Linked DNA regions of Homo sapiens: region 2 is linked to region 1. Evidence: read pairs that join two places in POLR2A ChIA-PET (ENCODE). Cell type or tissue: HCT116. All regions are shown on one strand. Links, peaks and the distances in the headings refer to the core of each region. The heading gives the core; the rest is flanking DNA. Region 1 overlaps ARHGAP35 (Rho GTPase activating protein 35). Region 2 holds the start of NPAS1 (neuronal PAS domain protein 1).

Region 1 (11,270 bases), core at 1,705-9,704:
AGTGGTGGGCGCCTGTAGTCCCAGCTACTCGGGAGGCTGAGACAGGAGAATGGCGTGAACCCGGGAGGCGGAGCTTGCAGTGAGCCGAGTTCGCGCCACTGCTGGACAGAGCGAGACTCCGTCTCAAAAAACAAACAAACAAACAAACAAACAAAAAAAGAAGCTAAGAAACAGAATGAATGGGGGCCGGGTGCGGTGGCTCACGCCTGTAATCCCAGCACTCTGGGAGGCCGAGGCGGGCGGATCACGAGGTCAGGAGATCGAGACCATCCTGGCTAACACGGTGAAATCCCGTCTCTACCAAAAATACAAAAATAAAATCAGCCGAGCGTGGTGGCGGGCGCCTGTAGTCCCAGCCACTCGGGAGGCTGAGGCAGGAGAATGGCGTGAACCTGGGAGGCAGAGCTTGCAGTGAGCCGAGATCGTGCCACTGCACTCCAGCCTGGCGACAGAACGAGACTCCGTCTCAAAAACAAACAAAATTTATTATAACATATTTCTTATTATTAATATTTTTTATTAAGAAAAAAGATTCTTTTTTTTAGACAGGGTCTCACTCTATCACCCAGGTTGGAGCCCAGTATGATATAATCACAACTCACTGCAGCCTCAACCTCCCCAGGATCAAGTGATCCTCTCACCTCAGCCGCCAGAGTAGCTGGGACTACAGGCATGTGCCATCGCGCCTGGCTAACTTCTGTATTTTTTGTAGAGATGGGGTTTTACCATGGTGCCCAGGCTAGTCTCGAACTCCTGGGCTCATGTGATCCGCCTACCTCAGCCTCCCAAAGTGCTGGGATTGCAGGTGTCACCTACTGCACCCAGCCAAAATATTATTTCTTATTCAAATATTTATCATCTGTATTTGAAAGCAGTGTTTTGGATTCCTGCTTTGAGACTAAGGAGATATAAAAGCCATTGGCTTTTATTTTATCTACTGCATCTGTACTGAAGCTAAGGCTAAGAAGCTAAGAAACAGAACGAATGGAACCAAGGAAAATACTAAATACAAAGTGGAGCTTCTGTTCTATTTCTGGACTTGGGTAGTGGTTATATTGGTATTCACTTTATAGTTGTTCAAATCGTACATACTTTATACACTTTTCTATACAATCTCCCCCTTCTACACTAGGCCCCTGCCTGGGGTCATGTCAAACAGGTGACTCTAATCCTGGCTGCATAGCAAGAGAGAAGAAATGCAGAGAAGCAGTGCCCTGGGGAGCCCTGGATGGAACTGGCAGGTTTTAAGACTCAACAGGTGGCATGTCAGACCTTTCAGCCTCAAGAGAGCAAGTCCAATTTGATCTGTTTCTGTTTATTTTTATGAGACAGGGTCTCACTCTGTCACCCACGCTGGAGTACAGTGGCACAATCATGGCTCACTGTAGCCTTGATCTCCTGGGCTCAAGCAATCCTCCCACCAAGCCTCCCAAGTAGCTGGGCCACCATGCCCGCCTAATTTTTTTAATTTTTATTTTTTGTAAAGACAGGATCTCACTATGTAGCCTAGGCTGGTGTAGAACTCCTGGGCTCAAGCAATCCTCTTGCCTTGGCCTCCCAAAGTGCTGGAGTCACAGGTGTGAGCCACCTTACCTAGCTTTTGATCTGTTTTGTATGTTGGTGTCCCACGTTAAAAAAAAAAAAAAATGTGGCCAGGCACGGTGGCTCACGCCTGTAATCCCAGCACTTTGGGAGGCTGAGACAGGTGGATCACAAGGTCAGGAGTTCAAGACCAGCCTGGCCAAGATGGTGAAACCCCATCTCTACTAAAAACACAAAATTAGCTGGGCACAGTGGCTCACGCCTGTAATCCCAGCACTTTGGGAGGCTGAGGTGGGCGGATCATGTGAGGTTAGGGGTTCAAGAACAGCCTGGCCAACATGGTGAAACCTCGTCTCTACTAAAAATACAAAAAAATTAGCCAGGCATGGTGGCATGTGCCTGTAGTCCCAGCTACTTAGGAAGCTGAGGCACCAGAATCGTTTGAACCTGGGAGGTGGAGGTTGCAGTGAGCTGAGATCGCGCCATTGCACTCCAGCCTGGGTGACAGAGTAAGACTCTGTCTTGGGGGGGGGGGGTGGAATACAAAAATTAGCTGGGCGCGGTGGCAGGCGCCTGTAGTCCCAACTACTCGGGAGGCTGAGGCAGGAGAGTCTCTTGAACCCCGGCGGCAGAGGTGGCAGTGAGCCAAGATCGCGCCACTGCACTCCAGCCTAGGTGACAGAATGAGACTCCATCTATTAAAAAAAAAAAAAAAAAAAGTTTAAGTTCTACTTTTAGTGGAGATGAGGTTTCACAGTCTTGGCCAGGCTGGCCTCGATCTCCTGATCCACCCGCCTCAGCCTCCCAAAGTGCTGAGATTATAGGCGTGAGCCACCACGCCCAACCTACAGTGTTTTCTTTTTGTTTGTTTTTGTTTTTAAGAAGTTCAAAAAACTTCATGGTTCAAAAACCCATTTAATGCTCAGACATTTGGTGTTCTAATTTCCAAGCTAGGCCAGGAGACAAGAATCAGAAAGAGCCTTGTAATCTGTCTCCTAAACCTTTTCTTCTCCTCCTCTCATTTGGTAAGCCTATCCAGATTAGTAACTACTGAGACAGAGAGAAATGAAATAACTCAGCTAGATAGACAGGAACCCCAGTCCAGAACCCAGGTCTCCTGACACCACCCCCAGCTCTCGTCCCTCCACTCCCCCGCACTGCCCTGGCTGGAGAACAGGAACGCGGAGCATAGGCACATATGGTGGGAGACGCTGGGGGCAAGTCTGTGGAGGGTCCTGACACGCTAAAGACAGTCTGGACTTCATCCTCTGAGGAACCACAGGCTTCTGAGCAAGAATGGCTTGGTCAGGACCGGGCTGGAGAAGGGAATTCCGAGAGCAATCTGAGCCCTCTCCCCCGCCACCTCTGTCCTGCTGTTTCACTCTCATCCACTGGATAAACGCTTCCCATGTAAAGGCCAACTCCAACCTGGTCATAATAAGCATCAGGAAAAACAACTGCTTTACGATGGAATCATGGAAATGCTGACACAGTGGTGGTGTGAGATGCTCCTTTGAAAGGCCTTGTCAGGCCCAGTCTTTGTAATTTCATGGTGGCTCACAGGAAGCGCCTGGGAGCCAGATGCTTTCTGCCTGTGCTCAAGGCCATAATTTCCTTCCCATACTTAAACTGATGACCCTGTGTCTCGCTGACAGAAGATTAGCCAAAGGAACAGGGCAGATAAAGAAGAAGCAAAATCTGAGGAAAACTGGCTGATTTGAAAAAAAATTCCTAAGATTCTTCTTGAGATGAACAACTAAGAAAACTTCCAGATGAACATGATCTGCTGTCTCTGAATGAAAGCCACTGGAAGGCAGGCCAAGCTGGGAATGCTGGCAGCCAGCTCCCTCACGTCACAGATGCGGAAGCTGAAGGGGAGAGGGGAAGGCAGTCCCAGAAACTGCTGTCAGAGCTGTCTGTGCCCTAAGAAAGGCTTTGCGCCCACTTCCCACCCCCATCCCAGTGCTGTCTCTCCACACTCTGCAGAGATGATCACATTAATCAAGACCCTAGAGTCAAAGTGACTGGGAAGGGGACAAAAAAGAATGACATCCAGCCAGTCCCATTTATTAAAGCAATAATCTCCACCCCTCACTAAATGTATACTTCTATAAAATTCTGCTTGTATGTTCTATATGGCACCTAGCCACCACTCAACACTTCAAGATATATTTCAGAGAAAAAAAAAAAGGCGAATTTCAAACTATAAGTAACATATCCTGTTGGGGAGCCCAAAAATAACTAAGAAAACATTTGTGATCATACAAGGAACTGAATAAGTGCATTTTCTATAAAGTGCTAGCTTCATGATTTTCCTTTAGATAAGAGACCAAAATAGTAGTTTGTTCTTCCTTATCAATCGTCATTCCTTAGAAAGTGCTTGGCCAGTAATATCAGGAAGATCAACGAGTCATCTCTTATCACTGGTTTAGCCCTCGGACTTAAGAAGGAAATCAGGTCTGGCCTACTCTTCCATGACAGCTGTCCTAATTGCTAGAGGAAGTCACCTTGACCTCATATATTTGGCTGCTATTCAGAATACCATGTCTCTTGGTCCAAATTATCAAAAGCATACATTAGGTAACAACATACCTTTCTCAGTTACATATGCACAGAATGCCCAAGATAAACCCACTGAGTGGTTCCCTCCGTGGCCTCACCTCCCACTCCCTGGCTCTGAATGGCCCTGGGAAGAGCACAGAGCAGCTACTTTCTTTTGAATCGTCTTAAAATCAATGCACAACAACGTACATCACCATTATAAAAACCCTGTCAGCAGACCGACTCTGACTCCCACGGCATTTACTATGTTAAAATCTTATGGGAAACTTGTACCATAGCTAATATGATTACTGTGTGCAGAATGAAGAGAGGGTTTGGGGATGAGTAGGTGTCTCAACCCAGTTCCTTCACTATTGCATGTGTCTCCCCAATGCCGCAGACCACTCCCCGGCCCCTGAATCCATCTGTGATTTCTGCTTTCTGCTCAGAAAACCCACTGTCAAGGCCTTAACTTAAGAGAGCCTGTCAGAGCCTTAGCTTTGCCATCTCTAACACCACGATCCCTTCTGGCTATTACCGCTCCTCAAGGGTACAGGTGTGGGCACAGAAACATATATAATCTGTTCATACCAAAATGCGATATCATACACACCAACCCTTTAGTTTTCTTCACTGAGGACATCATAGATTGCATTCAGATAAAGAGCCCTTTTTGCCCAGTGAAGAATCATATACAATAGAATAAGGTGGCATTTTTCTTGCTGTGTATGTTGGGGGGAGTTTTGTGATAACTTGTTGTTCCTTGAATGTAAATATTCCTCTACTGTCTTATTTAAAACATTAGAGGGGGCCGTGGCGATTAAAATATATGTGTCATGGCTTGTCAAGCCTCATGACTACCTGAGTTCAAAAAACAGGCTGCTCAACTCCATTTTCCTTACTGACTGTAACAGAAAGCTAAGCTCAGCCAGTTGAATCATGAGAGCTAAAAGCCAAGCAAGGTACAGCTAGGCTCAAAAGCTGTATGTCCACATTCCATACCAGTAAGGCAGCCGGGAGCAGATGGCACAGACCAGGCTACAATGTGTTCAATATGGCCTTCTCACACCCCTTTCTCCGCTCCCCTAACCCAAACCTGCATTCCTACAGGCACAAACCCCACTCCATAGTAGAATACAGTAAGGCCAGTGTTGTCTGGAGTCACAAAGTTTTATATATGATTGCTTCTAATTAAAGATCATTTGATTTTAAGAACTTAATAAAAAGGCCATAAACCTGTATCATTCCATAAGAATGCCAAGAATGCTAAGTACCCAACTAATATTCTTCCAGAGTGACTTTTATTAAAGGCTGCCTCTACTACTTTGCCAACTAACATGTCAGGTGGCAGAAACATTCCCACCTATCACAGGCTACTCAACTTTAAAAAGCAAAGGTAAGTGAAAAGGCCTTCTTTAAGTAATCAAATCAGCTCAAATTCCTCCAGCAAAAAATCCTAGTACAAACAGACTCAAAAATGGCAAAATCAAAGTTTAAAAAGCCACTTACAGTGCCAACAAGTGATTCAGAAGAATTCTGAGAAAGGTAATATTAACATTTTAGTGGTAGAACACTTGGAGAGGAGCCAGGAAGCCTAGACTCTCTCCTGGCTAGGTCATTAAATCTTGCAGGGGGAGGGAAAGCATACACAGATAAAAACTAGTTAAATGGCATCTCACAGCCAAGCTATCTTGACAGCTCTCATCTGTCAGCAGGATCACTGGACAATGATGTTCTTCAAGGAGACAGGTAAGTCTCTAGGGGCTAATGATAACCTAAGTGCATGCAAGTATAATCAGAATGATAACAATCAATGCCTACCCTTGGAATGGGCACTCAAATTCAACAGCTGAGAAAGCCAACGTATCTGCTGCCAGGGAATCTAGATCGCCTGGATCCCCACAGCCTTACGCGTTCTTCACATGTATACTCTTGCTCTCCTAGAGCAGCAAGTTATCTTTTAAAGAACAGATTTGATCATTTTTTTTGTGTGAGACAGAGTCTAAGCTCTGTCACCCAGGCTGGAGTGCAGTGGCGCGATCTCGGCTCACTGCAACCTCTGCCTCCCGGGTTCAAGTGATTCTCCTGCTCCAGCCTTCCAAGTAGCTGGAACTACAGGCACGCGTCACCATGCCTAGCTAATTTTTGTATTTTTAGTGGAGATGGGGTGTCACCATGTTGGCCAGGCTGGTCTCGAACTCCTGACCTCAAGTGATCCACCTGCCTCGGCCTCCCGAAGTGCTGGGATTACAGGGGTGAGCCACTATGCCTGGCCTGCTCTTATATTAAACCCTCAAATTCTTATTCCCTATGTGATCTCATCTCCACCATTCTGCCTTTTTCTCACTAGCCACTGTAGCCTTCCTTGGGTTCCCTGGATGCCCTCATTTATTTATTCTCATTCGCCCATTCAATCATTCAATGAAAATTACTGAGCAAGCACCTACTACTGTGCCAGGCACTGTACTAGGCATGTGGATACAGCAATGAACAAAAGAGACAAAGATGCCTGCCTCATGGAACTTAAATTCTAGCAGAGGGAAACAGACAATTACAAAGCAAACTTAGGAGGGAAATAGAATGGGGAGAAAGCCCCGGCACGTGGTAGAGGAGTATGCACAGAGCTGAAAGGGATGGCCAGAGCAGGTCCCACTGAGCAGGAGGCGTGGGAGCAGCCATGAGGGAGGCAAGGGAGTTAAGAATCTGGGCATCTGGGGGACAGCATTCCAGGCAGCTGAACAGCAACTGCAAGGGCCCTAAGGCCGAGGAATGTTTTTTTTTTCTTTAATTTCTATTTCTCATTAAATTGTTAACTCCAAAAAGATGGGGATTTAATGTCTTATCTATTCTGCTCCTCATGTGACCTCAGCACCACACACACTGCTGGCTCAATAAATACCTCCTAAATGGAATTAATGAATTAGTGTCCAAAGAAAAAACCAAAAACCTGTCCACAAGTAATTTAAGTATTACCTCAAGTTATCAAGGCCCTGCAGAACTTGTTGCACAGGTTTCAAATTGGCTAATAAAGGCTGGGCATGGTGGCTCACGCCTGTAATCCCAACAGTTTGGGAGGCCAAGGTGGGCGGATCACTTGAGGCCACGAGTTCGAGACCAGCCTGGCCAACAGGGCAAAACTCCGTCTCTACTACAAATACAAAAATTACCCAGGTGTGGTGGCACATGCCTGTAATTCCAGCTACTTGGGAGGCTGAGGCAGAGAATCACTTAAACCTGGGAGGAGGAGGCTGCAGTGAGCCGAGATTGCACCACTGCACTCCAACTTGGGTGACAGAGTGAGACTCCATCTCAAAAAAAAAAAAAAAAACCCAAAAAACAAAAAACAAATTTATGAATAAAGTTTATGATCAAAGTGAATTTAATGCCACTTCAAGGAAGATCCTAACAATACCATGATGAGTCTAACTTATCAAGGCATTATCCCAGAGAAGTAAAAGCATAAAAAAGAGAGAACTAAGACCTTTTCAAGAGCATAAGGTAATCAACAAATTCAATTTATATAGAAAAATCAACAGAAAATCAGAATTCATTATTTATTCCAATTACTTGCCCCAAGCCATTGACAGGTACATCAGTTAAAAGCTTGTTTTGAATGAACTGTTTATCTCCAACTCCACTACCATAGCCTCAGTTCTTAAGACAGAAACAATTCATTCAAGACAACTTTGTCTTGAATGTACAGGTTTTTACCACAGTCCTCAAGCCCTTAAAGCTTGAGCTATCATAAGAGTTTCCTCATTGGTCTATCCCAGCTCAAATCACTGTGTAAAGTGCTATGGGTTAATCTTCTTCTTTTTTTTTTTGTTTTTGTTTTTGTTTTTGTTTTTTTTTGTACAGGGTCTCACTCTGTCACCCAGGCTGGAGTGTAGTGGCGCGATTATGGCTCACCACAGCCTCAACCTCCCAGGCTCAAGCGATCCTCCCGCTGCAGTTACCTGAGTAGCTGGGACTAGATGTGTGGGTGTGCTACCATGCCCGGCTAATTTTTGTATTTTTTTTGTAGAGACAAGGTTTCACCATGTTGGCCAGGCTGGTCTGGAACTCCTGGGCTCAAATGATTGCCAGCCTCAGCCTCCCAAAATGTTGGGATTACAGGCGTGAGCTACCACACCCAACATGGGTTAATTGTAAGACAGCTTTTACTACCACAATCTCAATCCAATTTGAACCCAACCTTATTTTCTACCTTCATTTCTAGCTATCCTTCAAAAAGAACTCTATGGTCCAGCTAAGCTATTCTCTGAACATGCCATGAGCATTCCTGCCTCCACACCACCACTCTGGCTATCCCCTTATCTGGAATGCCACTGTGCCTCTTCTCCACCTCTCTGAATGTTATCAGTGTAAAATAATGCCTTCTCTGCCCATCTCCGTTATGAGAAATGCATCACCCAAGCAATTACAGCATTCATTTGGTCAAACGCGCCCTTCTACATTCTCCTCCGTATCAGCAGAACTGAAAGCCTGCACACTACATTTCCCAGACTCCTTTGCCAGCTGGCTTCCACAGTTAGGTTTTCAAAGGCTGGAGATTGGTTGGCAAGTGGAAGGATAACACCACTTTTTTCCTGTTACTGCTCTGTCTTGGGGAGCAGCAGCAGCAGGAGCAGTGAACAACTATGGAAGAATGCAGGCAACTACACACACCGCAGGTTCCAGCACATCAGCGCAGTTTTGGCTTCTGGGTTCCTGGTGAACTGCAGCAATACAGCTCCAACAGCAGCAGCAGCAGCAGCAGCAGCAGCAGCAGCAGCTCATCTGTGCATGGAGGCTCCTGGGTTCTAGCCCACAGGCAGCTTTCTCATCTCTGGATAACAACCCTCTTCTGCATTTTGCTCCTCCCAAGCCTTTCCAGCACCTTTGTAATAAATCCCTTGCATTTAAGTCCCTTCCTGCTGGAACTATCTAGAGTGGTTTCTACTTTCCTGATTGGACAATAACTGATACAATAACAGAGAATGAGGAAATAAAAACAGCAATATTAACTAAGATGGAAAATGAAATATAAAATGACAAAGGAATGAGGACTAGCAATTTTAAAAAATATCCCAGAAAATGAAATTCCAGAAAATTTCTCCCTAGGTATATTCCAATTAATTTTTGAGTTCTAAAAATGAAGATGCTAGTTGGCTGTGTATTTAGTTGTTTTTCTTTTTAATTTTTTAGGAAAGTCAATAAGTATATTTTTTTGACTAAATCGAGTTTTTGTGGAATTGGGAGAATCCTTCCTTTATGTTTCCTCAGAACCTTACACACAGAGGGCACTTCTTTTTGTTTTTTTTTTTTTTTGAGACGGAGTCTCGCATTGTAGCCAGGCTGGAGTGCAGTGGCGCGATCTCGGCTCACTTCAACCTCTGCCTCCCAGGTTCAAGTGATTCTCCTGGCTCAGCCTCCCAAGTAGCTGGGATTACAGGCATGCGCCACCATGCCCGGCTAATTTTTGTATTTTTAGTAGAGACAGGGTTTCACCATGTTAGCCGAACTCCTGACCTCAGGTGATCCACCTACCTCGGCCTCCAAAAGTAGGCACTTCTTAGGTAACGTATCTGCCTGGTGACTGGTATAAGGCTTTGGAATTCACAGATTGGGAATGAAAACCATGTAAATGGTCACTCTAATTCTAAAAAGCAACTTGAAAACAAATCTCATCCAAAGCACTCAGCAAAGGATTCCAAAGCCCTTTCAGCCCTGAAATGTAGCCACTGGTGAGGGAAGGTGGAAGAAGTTCAACTGACACATGGGGCAGAGATTTTTGCCTCTTCCTTGTCAAAGCTCCCCTTGACCCTGTAAAGGCTGTTTCTAAGTTTCTGTAGGGCCTCTTTTTTTTTTTTTTTGGTTAAAGATCTAGCCTGAAAATCCCATTACAAAAACTGCCTAGAACACAGTTTACCTTTCTTGGAAAGATGAAGAACCAAGTTAATCCAGAATACACTCAAATCCCCTGGCTCTTGAAAGTCTCAGTTTTCAACCTGCTTGGAGATTGTTTAGACAAATCTCTAAGTCTTAACTAAAATTCATTTTCAGGTATTATATTAAGCCAAGATAAATAGAAAGTGTTGGAGGTCGTAAAAAAAAAAAAAAAGACAAAATAAACCCACTACCTTCAAGGGTTAACAACTACTAAAACTATACTTATGGCCCTTCATCACTGCATTTGCTAACCCAGCTTTCCATTAACAAAAAATGCCTCATGAAATGGACACCTTGGAGAAAATAAGTGCACCCCAATAAGTGCACAAAGCAGCTTGACTCTTGCTGATTTCCAGGATGACTGATGAAAATGGGCCATCAGTTGTTGTCATTTTCATACTTCCTTTGACAACATGCTGAAGGCTGGGCGCGATGGCTCACGCCTGTAACCCCAGCACTTTGGGAGGCTGAGGCGGGTGGATTGTTTGAGTTTAGGAGTTCAAGACCAGTCTGGCAACATGGCAAAACCCTATCTCTACCAAAAAAAAAAAAAAAAAAATTAGCCAGGTGTGGTGGCATGCGCTTGTAGTCCCAGCTACTTGGGAGGCTGAGGTGGGAGGATCCCTTGAGCCTGGGAGGCGGAGGTTGCAGTGAGCTAAGATCGCGCCAATGCACTCCAGACTGAGTGACAGAACAAGAAGCTGTCTCAAAAGAAAGAAAGAAAAAAAGACAACATGCCCAGTAGATAAATGCTTGAACATTTTTAGCTGGTCCATTATTACTTCTAAAAACCTTACCATAGGAAATCATGCCCTACAATCCATATTAAGCATTTCTCACAGTAACCCAACAGAGCAGCTACTATTATAATCCCCATTTTACAGATGAGAAAACAGGCTTGCAGAGGTCAAGAGACTCGTTCAAGATCACCCGGCTTAGTATGGCCCCAGCTGCCTGCCTCTGAGGCCCACACACGTGGCTTAACCCCAATACTGCACTGCTGCAAAGCCAGAATGGACAAAAACAGCTGCTGCACAGCGTGAGCTTTCTGGAGAAAACAGAAGCTACAACTGCTCTAATCCACTTGCTCTTTTACCAAAGCTCTCCACTGTGAGGGAAACAGTCTCTTATGTACCTAGATGCAAAACTTCATAATATATTTCCCACAATATTTTGTATATGTACCTTATGCTGCTCAAAGTACTATTACAAAACTTGCCTTCTTAGCTTTTATTTGAGACAGGGACTTGCTGTTG
Region 2 (11,270 bases), core at 1,979-9,978, 120 kb before region 1:
AATAAATAAAAATACTAAGGCCGGGTGCAGTGGCTCACGCCTATAATCTCAGCACTTTGAGAGGCTGAGGTGGGCAGATCACCTGAGGTCAGGAGTTCGAGACCTTCCTGGCCAACATAGTGAAACCCTGTCTCTACTAAAACTACAGAAAAACTAGCCGGGCGTGGTGGTGTGCACCTGTAGTCCCAGCTACTCTGGAGGCTGAGGCAGGAGAATCACTTGAACCCGGGAGGCAGAGGTTGCAGTGAGCCGAGATTGTGCCATTGCACTCCAGCCTGGGCAGCAAGAGCAAGACTCCATCTCAAAAAAACAAAAATAAAAACAAAAACAAACAAACAAACAAAAACTAAAAAAAAAAATAGACATGGAGAGACAGAGGAAAAGAGATGCAGAGAGAGACAGAGATGGCAACTGAGACCAAGACAAAGTGAGACCTGTGCCCCCTGCCCCATCCTCCCTACAGTCAGGAGCTAGGACCCTGGACCTTGTGCTGGGGGTAGGCAGAGACCTGGGGGTCCCGGAGCCTGTCCCCACCCAGGACCCCTGGGTGACCCTGACCCTGCAGAGGACAACCCCCGAGGGAGCTCCAACCCAGTGCTGAGAGTGGGGAGCCAGGGGAGAGACTTGGTGACCTTGAGGGTCCCCAAGTGCCTTTTTCCTATGGGGCTAAGGGGCCAGGTCTCCTGTCAGGCCCCAGCGCTTCCCCTCCCTGGCTGTGTGCCCTGGGACCAGCCTCTCTGCCGCTCTGTGCCTCAGTTTCCTCCTCTGTCAAGCGGGTTTGCCAGGAGCGGTGACTCCCCAGGCTGGTTACGCATTCAGTCCACTTAACAGACAGAAGGGCCTGGCTGGGGCCTGGCAGAAGCAGATGCTGCAGCACAGAGCCGGGACTGGTATTAATAGTGTGATTACTATTGTTATTACCCGACCATCAAAACACCAGGCGGCGAAACCCCGCCCCTCCCCCATGGGCGCGCAGCCCCCGCCTCCCCAGCCCCCTAGTGTCTGGGCTGAGCTTCCTCCTCCCAGGAGTACCCCACACCCTCCTGGCTGTTCCTCCCTGCCTCCACCTCCGCCTGGAGCTCCAGGAACAATTACTGGGGGGCTGGGGGGTTGACGGGGACCCCCTCCCTCAAGATACAGCTCGGAACCAGCCGGGTGACAGGCAGGAACAATGCTGCCTGCTAATTGTCGCAATTTTCCCCTGTCATTTTTGCTAATTCCTTCATTTTCCCTCTCCCAGGATCAGCCTGGGTCAGACTGAACCGCTGCAATTAACAACATTAATGGGCACGTCGGGATTAGGGGGTGTGGTGGTGGGGGGGCTTGGGGACCTGCTCTTCCCCATACACGGGTCCGGTCCCCTGTGAAAGGGACCCCCAGAGTCTCCTGATCACTGACTGATGTGTCTTTTTACCCCCAGCCTCCACCTCCCGATCCCACCAACTCCCCGATGCCTCCCGCTGTTTCCTCCTCTCCCTCTCCCCTCAAAATGTCCCCACTCCTCTGTCCCCCACATTCAGCAGGAGACTTTTCACCACTTCCACATCCGCCCTCCCATGTCCAGAACCCAAACATCACTCATCCATTTAACAAACACTTGCTGTGGTTCTTATCACAGCCTGCTCAGTGTCCTCATCTCTTGCGCAGAGAGGGAGCACGAGGAGCAGAGAGACGGGAGACCAGGGGCAGAGAGAAGGGGACCAGGGGCAGACAGACAGGAGACCAGGGGCAGAGAGAAGGGAGACCAGGGGCAGACAGACGGGAGACCAGGGGCAGAGAGACGGGAGACCAGGGGCAGAGAGACGGGAGACCAGGGGCAGAGAGAAGGGAGACCAGGGGCAGACAGACAGGAGACCAGGGGCAGAGAGAAGGGAGAACAGGGGCAGAGAGATGGGAGACCAGGGGCAGAGAGACGGGAGACCAGGGGCAGAGAGACGGGAGACCAGGGGCAGAGAGAAGGGAGACCAGGCGCAGAGAGAGGGGGACCCAGGGGGCAGAGAGAGGGGGAAACCGGGTGCAGAGTGTGGGGGGACCTGGGGCAGAGAGAGGGGGGACCTGGGGCAGAGAGAGGGGGATCCAGGGGCAGAAGGCAGAAGCCAAGGCCTCTTCCAAGTTCCCAGATCTCCCCCGTCACCTGCCCTTCTCAACTGCCCTGAAGGAATGTGCTGACCCTGGGTCCTGGAGAGAAGAGGCTGGGGCTTCATCACCCAGGGAAGTCGGGGAGAGGGGTCCCTCACATGCCCCATCGTCAAAGCGCCGCAGGCCTGAGGGCTGCATGGGGGCAAGCACCATGGGGTGGGGCAGTGCCGGGTCACCTTTGCCTTTACTTTCCTCAGCCTCATCTGTAAAATGGGTCTACAGTGATAGAGTTGAATGGGCTAGTGCATACAGTAGGTGCCTAATACTGGGAGTCATGCCACCATTCTCTCTCTCTCTTTTTTTTTTTTTTGAGACGGCATCTAGCACTGACACCCAGGCTAGAGTGCAGTGGCAGGATCTCAGCTCACCGCAACCTCTGCCTCCTGGTTCACGTGATTTTCCTGCCTCATCCTCCCAAGTAGCTGGGAGTACAGGCACCACCACCATGCCCGGCTAATTTTTGTATTTTTAGTTGAGACGGGGTTTCACCATATTGGTCAGGCTTGTCTTGAACTCCTGACCTCAGGTGATCCACCTGCCTCGGCCTCACAAAGTGCTGGGATTACAGGTGTGAGCCACCGCCCCGGCCGCACTTTTCTTTTCAGTATGACTACAGATAACATCAGGGCACCACTGCCTTTTCGGGCGGTTTCTTGGAGGCCGCCCTCTGTGTCTCTCACACCCACATGCATTTTAAGCAAGTCCCAGGGGTTGGACCTGACCATGTCACCTGTGTTCCACCACCCATGGCCCCAGCCCAGTCTAGCTGCCCTGGCTGGACCACCACGTCCTCATCCTCACTGGGCTCCTACTTCCGCCCTCACCACCTCTGTGGCTCCCCTCTCACTGTGGGTAACAGCCAAACCCCTACCACAGTGCATGAGGCTCTGCACCCAGCAAGCTGATCCCCACCTGCCTCAGGGCCTTTGCACCTGCTGTTCCCTCTGCTGAGTCACTCTCTTCCAGCTTTTCTCACAGCTGCTCCCACACCTCCTTGGAGCCTCAGCTCAAAGATCACTTCCTTGGCTGGGCCCAGTGGCTTACACCTGTAACCCCAGCACTTTGGGAGGCTGAGGTGGATGGATCACCTGAGGTCAGGAGTTCAAGACCAGCCTGGCCAACGTGGCGAAACCCTGTCTCTACTAAAAATACAAAAATTAGCTGGGCATGGTGGCGTGTGCTTGTAACCCAGCTACTTGGGAGGCTGAGGCAGGAGAATCGCTTGAACCTGGGAAGTGGAGGTTGCAGTGAGCTGAGATCGCACCACTGCACTCCAGCCTGGGTGACAGAGCAAGACTCTGTCTCAAAAAAAACAAAAAACAAAAACAAAAAAACGTTACTTCCTCAGCGAGGATGTGCCTGACCTATGAGCTAAGAAGTCACCCCTTGGCTGGGCACAGTGGCTCATACCTGTAATCCCAACACTTTGGGAGGCCAAGGTTGGCAAATCACTTGATCCCAGGAATGTGAGAGCAGCCTGGGCAACATGGTGAGACCTCGTCTCTTAAAAAATGCAAAAAGTAGCTAGGCGTGGTGGCGTGTGCCTGTAGTCCTGGCTACTTGGAAGGCTGAAGTGAGAGGAACTCTTGAGCCTAGTAGGTGGAGGCTGCAGTGAGCCAAGATCGCACCACTGCATTCCAGCCTGGGCGACAGAGCAAGACCCTGTTTCAAAAAAATTTAAAAAGGGCTGGGTGCGGTGGCTCACACCTGTAATCCCAGCACTTTGGGAGGCTGCGGCAGGCGGATCACCTGAGGTCAGGAGTTTGAGACCAGCCTGACCAACATGGAGAAACCCCATCTCTACTAAAAATACAAAATTAGCTGGGCGTGGTGGCGCATGCCTGTAATCCCAGCTATTAGGGAGGCTGAAGCAGGAGAATCGCTTGAACCCAGGAGAAGGAGGTTGCAGTGAGCCGAGATCATGCCATTGCACTCCAGCCTGGGCAACAAGAGCAAAACTCCGTCTATAAATAAATAAATAAAGATGTCACCCCTCCTTCCCTCAACTGCCACAGTCACTCAACAATTTAGTAAGCCTTCATTGTGTCCCAGATGCTACTCCAGGCTCAGCAACCAAGAGGCTGTTGGTGAATGACACAAAATAACAAGATAAATACAGAGAGTGTCAGATGACAATAAGTGCTATGGGAAGAAAGAAGGCTGTAAAAGCCGGGCACGGCGCCTCACGCCTGCAATCCCAGCACTTTGGGAGGATAAGGAGGTCAGGAGTTCGAGACCAGCCTGGCCAACATGGTGAAACCCCATCTCTACTAAAAATACAAAAAATTAGCCAGGCGCGGTGGCAGGCGCCTGTAATCCCAGCTACTCGGGAGGCTGAGTCAGGAGAATTGCTTGAACCCAGGAGGCGGAGATTGCAGTGAGCAGAGATTGCAACACTGCACTCCAGCCTGGGCAACAAGAGCAAAACTGCGTTTCAAAAAAAAAAAAAAAAAGCAATAGGGAATGCTGACATGAGATTTGGGCGGTCTCCTCTCCAGACTCAGAGGCTCAGGGCTAGACTTGAACATCTGTTGTCCCATTTCACAGATGGAGGACTGAGGCCCAGAGAGGCAGAGACCTAGAACCCATCCCTGTAGACCTACAGACCACATATGATGGTTGAGAGGCGGCCTTTGGGGCAAGGTCATCTGTGTTTGAATCCCAGCTGTGCGACCTTGGGCACACACTTCTGTAACTTGGGAATCATAATAGTGCCTCCCTCTGAAAAAGAAAGTCATTTTATCTTTTGTTGTTGTTGTTGTTTTTCCTTTTTCTGGAGAACGGGGTCTCGCTATATTGCCGAGGCAGGTCTCGAACTCCTGGGCTCAAGCTATCCTCCCGCCTCTTGCCTCCCTGAGAGCTGAGATTACAGGCGTGAGCCACCGCACCCGGCCAAGAAAGTCATTTTGTATACAGGGCTTATCCCAGGGTCTGATGCATGCATTCTATATGATTACTATTATTGTTATTATTTTAGATACTGAGTCTTGCTCTGTTGCCCAGGCTGGAGTGTAGTGGCATGATCATGGCTCACTGCAGCCTCGACCTCCTCAGCTCAAGCAGTCCTCCCACCTCATCCTGTTCAGTATCAGGGACTACAGGCGGGTGCCACCAAACCTGGCTAATTTATTTATTTATTTTTATTTTTATATATTTTTTGAGATGGAGTCTTGCTCTGTCACTAGTCTGGAGTGCAGTGGTGTGATCTCGGCTCACTGCAATCTCCGCCTCCTGGGTTCAAGTGATTCCCCTGCCTTAGCCTCCGGAGTAGCTGGGACTACAGGCACACACCACCACGCCCGGCTAATTTTTTGTATTTTAGTAGAGATGGGATTTTACCATGTTGGCCAGGATGGTCTCGAACTCCTGACCTCGTGATCTGCCCGCCTTGGCCTCCCAAAGTGCTGGGATTACAGGTGTGAGCCACCGTGCCCAGCCAATATTTTTATTTTTGTAGGGACATGGTTTTGTTATATTGCCCAGGGTTTTGCTATGTTGCCCTGGCTGGTCTCGAACTCCTGGCCCAAAGCTTTCCTCCCACCTTGGCGCCCCAAAGTGCTGGGATTACGGATGTGAGCCATGGTGCCCGGCTTATTACTGAGGAGGGCATGGGAGTCCCCTCCCCTTCAGAGAGTGTGACTGACAGTGCTCTGCTCTGTGGCTTCAGCTAAAATGCTGTCCTCAGCTCCTCCTCTGAACTATGGAAGCAGGTGCTTCGCCTCTTGTTAGGGACCCTGTAGAGCTAGAAATGCCTCTGTCCCCCGATTTCCCAGTTTTGGGACTATAGGAGTCCACGCAGTACCAAGCCCCCCCACACTGTCCTGACCCTACTTCCACTTGGCACCGTGGTCGAGGTGGGATCGATTAAGTCCATGCTCTGCCACGTCAGTGCTGTGACCTCAGCCAGCCCCTGATGCCTCTGAGCCCCGGAATGCTCATCCAGGTAATGGGGGGCTGGACGCCGCCGGGGCTCTCTTAGCCCCCCCTTTCCCCCCCTTCAGCTCGGGGACAATAGACAAGATGTTTATCCCCCGCCGGCGCACATGTTGTTCGCGGTAATGACAGTAATCAGCGGCGCTAATGCCGCATTCTCTCCGCGCCAGTCAATTCGCCTAATTACCGCCTGGGAAGCCGGATTATTTAAATTTAAATGGTGATTTATTGCGAGCTTAATCAATGCTATTTTCTCTCCCCCCTCTTCCCCTGGGACGGGGCAGGAGGGGAATTGGAGCCCCTCCAACCCCACCCTAAGGACACCCTCTTCTCCTGGAGGGGTGGGGACAGGGGTAGCCTGGGGTGCCCTGAGACTTCAGATAAACACCACTCACACTGCCTTATCCTCATCACCGCAAAGCTGTAACAAACACATAAAATAGAAGTAATAATAACATAACAGCACTTCTATGTCTCAATAATAAAGTCTGAGTAATAATAATAAACTTAGATATTTATCTGTATCTTACAGAGTTTATATTTTTACATATTCTAGATTATATTGCTTTGCCTATTTCTTTATTGCGTCTTGGCCACTAGGATGCCAGCCGCTCCGGGGCAGGGACTTTTGTCTAGATTGTTTCTCCTGCTCAATCCCAGCGCTCAGAAAAGTGCCAGACAGGCAGGAGATGCTCCAAAAGCGACAGCCCCCCCGCCCCCTCCTCCATGCCCCGAACCCCTCCAGCAGCCCTGCAAGGTTACTGCTGATAACAGCATTGGCCGCATAGCGGTGGCTTGCTCTGAGCTAGGCACTTCCAGGGACTTTGCAAATATGACCTGGTTGATTCTCTGCTCAGCCCCCTGGGGGAGGTTGGACCGTTTTTTCCCACTTCACATTAAGGCACAGAGAAGTGAGGCGACCTGCCCGGGGTTGCAAAGCTGGGAGGTGGCTGCGCGGCGACAGGAACCCTGGGGCATCTTCCTGAAGTTCCCCATCTCATCCGCCACATCATACTGTCTCCCTCTTGCTCCTCCAACTGGGGGCTCAGACTGTACAGTCCTTGCGTTCCCGCCGGGGCCCCTCAGGTCTGGATCCAGGGTATCTCGCCCATTAGCGAATGGGCGTCCCAAGCCAGGGTGAGTCCCCTCTGTCCCGCTCATGCAGCTGGGAGTTTCTTTGGTTGTAATAATGATTCCTCTCCTCTAATAAAAATATAGGAATAGCATTTACCAGTGACCACTAGAACTGCCAGGGCCTTGTTTAGGGCAGAATTCACGAAATCTTCCCAACCTCTTGCGCCCATTTGACAGTTTAATAAACTGAGGCTTGGAGAGCAGAAGCCACCTGATAGGGACACGCAAAGGTCCTGGCTGACTCCAGAGACAAGCATCTGGGCGAGGGCAGGCCCGCAGCCCGGATCTGGGCTGCAGTGACTCCGCCTGGAGGGCCCCGGGACCCTCGCCCCGCGCATGAGCACTCACCGAGGCCAGCTGGCGGCCCCGCGGCTCTCAGCCCCCAGGGCGGCGCCCCCAGCGCGGCGAACCGGCGCAGGCGGAGGTAGGTGACGCTGAGGCGCACGATGGAAGCCTTGTCCAGCTGGCTGGAGATGGCGCCGGGCAGCGGGAGAAGCTTGGCCAGCTCGAAGAACTCCAGGTTCTCCTTCCCGCGCCGCGAGCGCGCCGCGTTCCGGGACTTCTCCTTGCGCTGCGCCTGCAGGCTGGGCGGGCGGCGCGGAGGAGGTGTCGGCGGGGCCCCGGGGCTCAGGGGCTTGGGAACTGGGGGCGAGCCCCGCCTCCCGGGGCCTTGGGAACGGGACGGGACGTTGGGAGTGGATTCCACATCTCTGGAGGTGGGAGCAGACCGGAGTGTGGATTTTACACTCCGACCCAGGGACAGAACCTCGAGTGTCAATTCTGGTGGGAAGGAGGAGGAAGGGCGAGAGATTAAAGATGTTGGGCGTGAATTCTGAGGACCGGGACTAGAAGCAGAACGCAGGGGACCGGGCTCAGGACGGTAGTTAACTCAAGGTAAGACCTTCTAGCCCTAAGGGGCGGGTCAGGGAGCTGGGTGTGAACTGCCCCTTGGCACGGGGACAGAACATCGGGTGTGAATTGGACCCGGGGGGGGGCCCGCGGCCAGGGGGGCGGGGCTTTGCTCACCACGGTCCGGACGGCGCCTTGACCATCAGCCCGGGTAGAAAGTCCCAGGGGACGCTGGCGCCGCGGCCTCCCACGCATTTGACCTCGCTTCCGCCGCCACTGCCGGGATAGGGGGCCGCCATCTCCGGGGGGCTCGCTCAGGCGGGCTCCGAGCCCCGAGTCTCCTGCAGCGGGAGGGGGCCAGGGGCAACGCTTAGTGCCCTCGGGAGACCTTCTAGGGAAACTGAGATCCGTGCAGGGCTCAGGGTCCCAGCAAGGAGCTGGGGGGGGGGGGGCCTGGATGATGCCTCAGTTTCCCCTACCTGGAGGCCTCAGCTCCCACCCTAGCCGGCCCGGGGCTGGCGCTCCGGGTGAGGACGTGCCCCGCCGCCGCCTCCCCCGCGCCGCCCGCCAGCGCGCCCGCCTCACGCCCGCGCCGGGCCGGCTCCCGCATACCAATGGGCGCACGCGGCGCGCATACGGATCGAACCGGCCCGCGCGCTGCGTGCCAAGCATGCCCAAGCCGGGCGGGGGGCGGGCGCCTCCCGGGCCAGGCACGCACGCCCCAGCCCCCGGAGCCCTCTGCCCCGAGGACCCGCCCCCCAAGCCCATCCCCGGTGTCTGACTCCCCGGATCTGCACCCTGTTTTCCCGGCTGGGCTAAGGAGGCAGGGGGCAGAGGGCAGGGACCCCCATCCTGTGTCCTGCCCAGGGATCCCCCCAGCCTCTCGGGATGGCGCCACGTGTTCGGACCGCCACATCCCCACGACCACAACTTCCTCCCTGAAGACCCCGGCGCGCGAGCCCCAGCCCCGGACGCAGCCGCCGCAGCCTCTGCCCCAGGACGCCCCCAGGATTGACCCGACACTCGGGGCCCAGGTGTCCTGGTCTCCTGATCCCCTAACGTTTTCAGTTAGGTCTTCATTCCTCCAGGACCAGGCGTTCAGAACACCCCCTAACCCCAGGAACCAGGCCGCCCCCAAACCTCCCAGCCAGGTGTCCAGATGCCCCAGACCCCCGTGTCCAGGTCTCCCAACCCCAGATTTCTCCAGGACTCAAACATCCGTGCGCCCCTTCCCCCAGGCTCGGGATACCCTCGTCCCACCCCCTATCCCCCAGGACACTGGAGTTCCAGCCCCCCATTCCTCTGGGACCCAGAAGTCCCCCTCCTGCCAGCCCGCAAGCTTCCCCTACCCGCAGGACCGCCAGTCCGATTACTTGGCCGCAGAGCAGGCTCCGGGCGCGGCGTGGGGCCGGCCGGGCGGCGCGGAGGGGCAGCTCCATAGACCCCGGGGCGCGCGGGGCGCAGCGGGACGCGCGGGCTGTGGCGCCCAGCTCTCGGCGCCCACCTCGGCCTCGCAGACTTGGAGACGCGCGACCAGCGCTGCGGGCGGGGGCGGGGTCTGCCGGAGCCCCGCCCGCCGCGTCTCCGCCCCCGGACCCGCCCTGCTCGCCTTTCCCTGGTAGGGGGCCAAGCTACCCTGGGGTCCGAGTTCCCTTGCCCCACGGTAACGTCGGGGGTCAGAATGTAGCACCTCGGATCGGAGCTACCCCACTCCAAAAGGGGAACAGCGGAGTCCGGGCACTGTCTACACCCCTTCAGGAGGCAGTTAGTGCCCCAGCAGCCCCTCGGGACAAGACAGGTACCCTGCAGCCGAGCCCCATGTACGAGTGAAGACTCACGTCAGTGCTTCCTCCAGGGACACAAATCCAGAATTCGAGACCCTCCCTTTCCGGGAGAGAACTCCTGAGTGTCAGCACACTCTCCCCCCACAGGGCTGGGACTTCGCATCCAAACCCAACCCGCCTTAAAAGGGGGACATACACCTCCCTCGTCAGGGACCAGGATCCAGCTCTCTAAGGAGCTCCAGAGACCAGGATCCTGGCGTCTTATCTCCATCCCCCGCCGCAGGGACGGGAACCCTTACATCCAAGCTCCCCATTAGATCATAAATGGGAACTCAGGGGTTGTAGTACCTCGCACAGAGGACGGGAACCCAGGCGTCCAAGCCAGGCCTTCCCCAGTCTGATAGGAGGTCCTACAGTTCCCCTAGCTCCTTCTCTCCATGCAGCCCCCACTTCCCGTTCTCAGGGTCCTCCCTGGCATGGGGGTCTCCAGGCACTTAAAAGCCTCTACATGACCTTAACATGGGGAAAGAAAATGGAGCTGGGGCCGGGCGCGGTGGCTTACACCTATAATCCCAGCACCTTGGGAGGCCAGGGCGGTTGGATCACCCGAGGTCAGGAGTTCAAGGCCAGCCTGGCCAACATAGTGAAACCCTGTCTCTACTAAAAATACAAAAATTAGCCGGGTGTGGTGGTGGGCGCCTGTAATCCCAGCTACTCGGGAGGCTGAGGCAGGAAAATCCCTTGAACCTGGGAGGCGGAGGTTGCAGTGAGCCGAGATCCCGCCACTGCGCTCCAGCCCGGGTCAGAGAAGGAGAGTCCATTTCGAAAGAAAAGAAAAGAAAAAGAAAATGGAGCAGGGAGTCTTAGAAGAGGCATACAGTCAGGGGCTTGCAGGGAGCACGCGCTGGCCTTTGGTTGGGCAGATGGGGAAACTGAGGCACACACAAACACCCGTGTGCATTTGCTCACAACACACAAACTCATTCATGATCCTCATAGTTAACACTTAAGGGAGTGCTTGTTTTTTGCTAATACTTTATTTTATAGCAAGATTCTGAGATGGGCTCTGTTACTAGATGCATTTTACAACTAGGGAAACCGAGACATGGGGAAGTGATATAGCCTGGTGATAGTGGCCTCTCAGACAACAGATCCTTATTTATCCCCAGAGAGACTTGCTAGAGTTTCAGGGCAAGGAATCAAGCTCAGATCATGGGCTCCTGTCTCCTGACAGCACTTCCTGGCTGTGCAGCCTGGGCAGGTGCTATGCCAGCCATGAGAGGTACACTTGTGCCATTAATTAATTAATTAATTATTTTTGAGACACAGTCTTCTCGCTCTGTCACCCAGGCTGCATGATCACTACTCACTGCAGCCTTGAACTCCCAGGCTCAAGAGATTCTCCCACCTAGCCTCCTAAGTGGCTGGGAC

Evidence for each region. Peaks named below come from ENCODE experiments on the same cell type or tissue, not always from the same donor. Only the 100,000 strongest peaks of a DNase experiment are listed, where the experiment ranks them.
Region 2: POLR2A ChIA-PET joins it to region 1 with 5 read pairs; 1 of 35 experiments calls an interaction of 5 or more read pairs at or near these places.

The regions. Positions count from the first base shown.
Region 1 is chr19:46,896,364-46,907,633 of GRCh38, reverse strand. All of the region lies in intron 1 of ARHGAP35 (Rho GTPase activating protein 35), which reads right to left. Among named protein-coding and RNA genes, the nearest start is that of ARHGAP35, 41 kb to the right of the region's middle. In HCT116, for the core only: no CTCF peak of the experiment used is centred there; a DNase peak (open chromatin) is centred at 5,063; H3K4me3 peaks cover 1,896 bases; H3K27ac peaks cover 3,380 bases.
Region 2 is chr19:47,018,132-47,029,401 of GRCh38, reverse strand. It overlaps NPAS1 (neuronal PAS domain protein 1), which reads right to left and starts at 9,565. Exons shown (of 12, transcript NM_002517.4): 1 at 9,405-9,565; 2 at 8,233-8,396; 3 at 7,555-7,790. The coding sequence starts at 8,354. RefSeq lists a silencer at 9,569-9,628. In HCT116, for the core only: no CTCF peak of the experiment used is centred there; no DNase peak of the experiment used is centred there; H3K4me3 peaks cover 1,278 bases.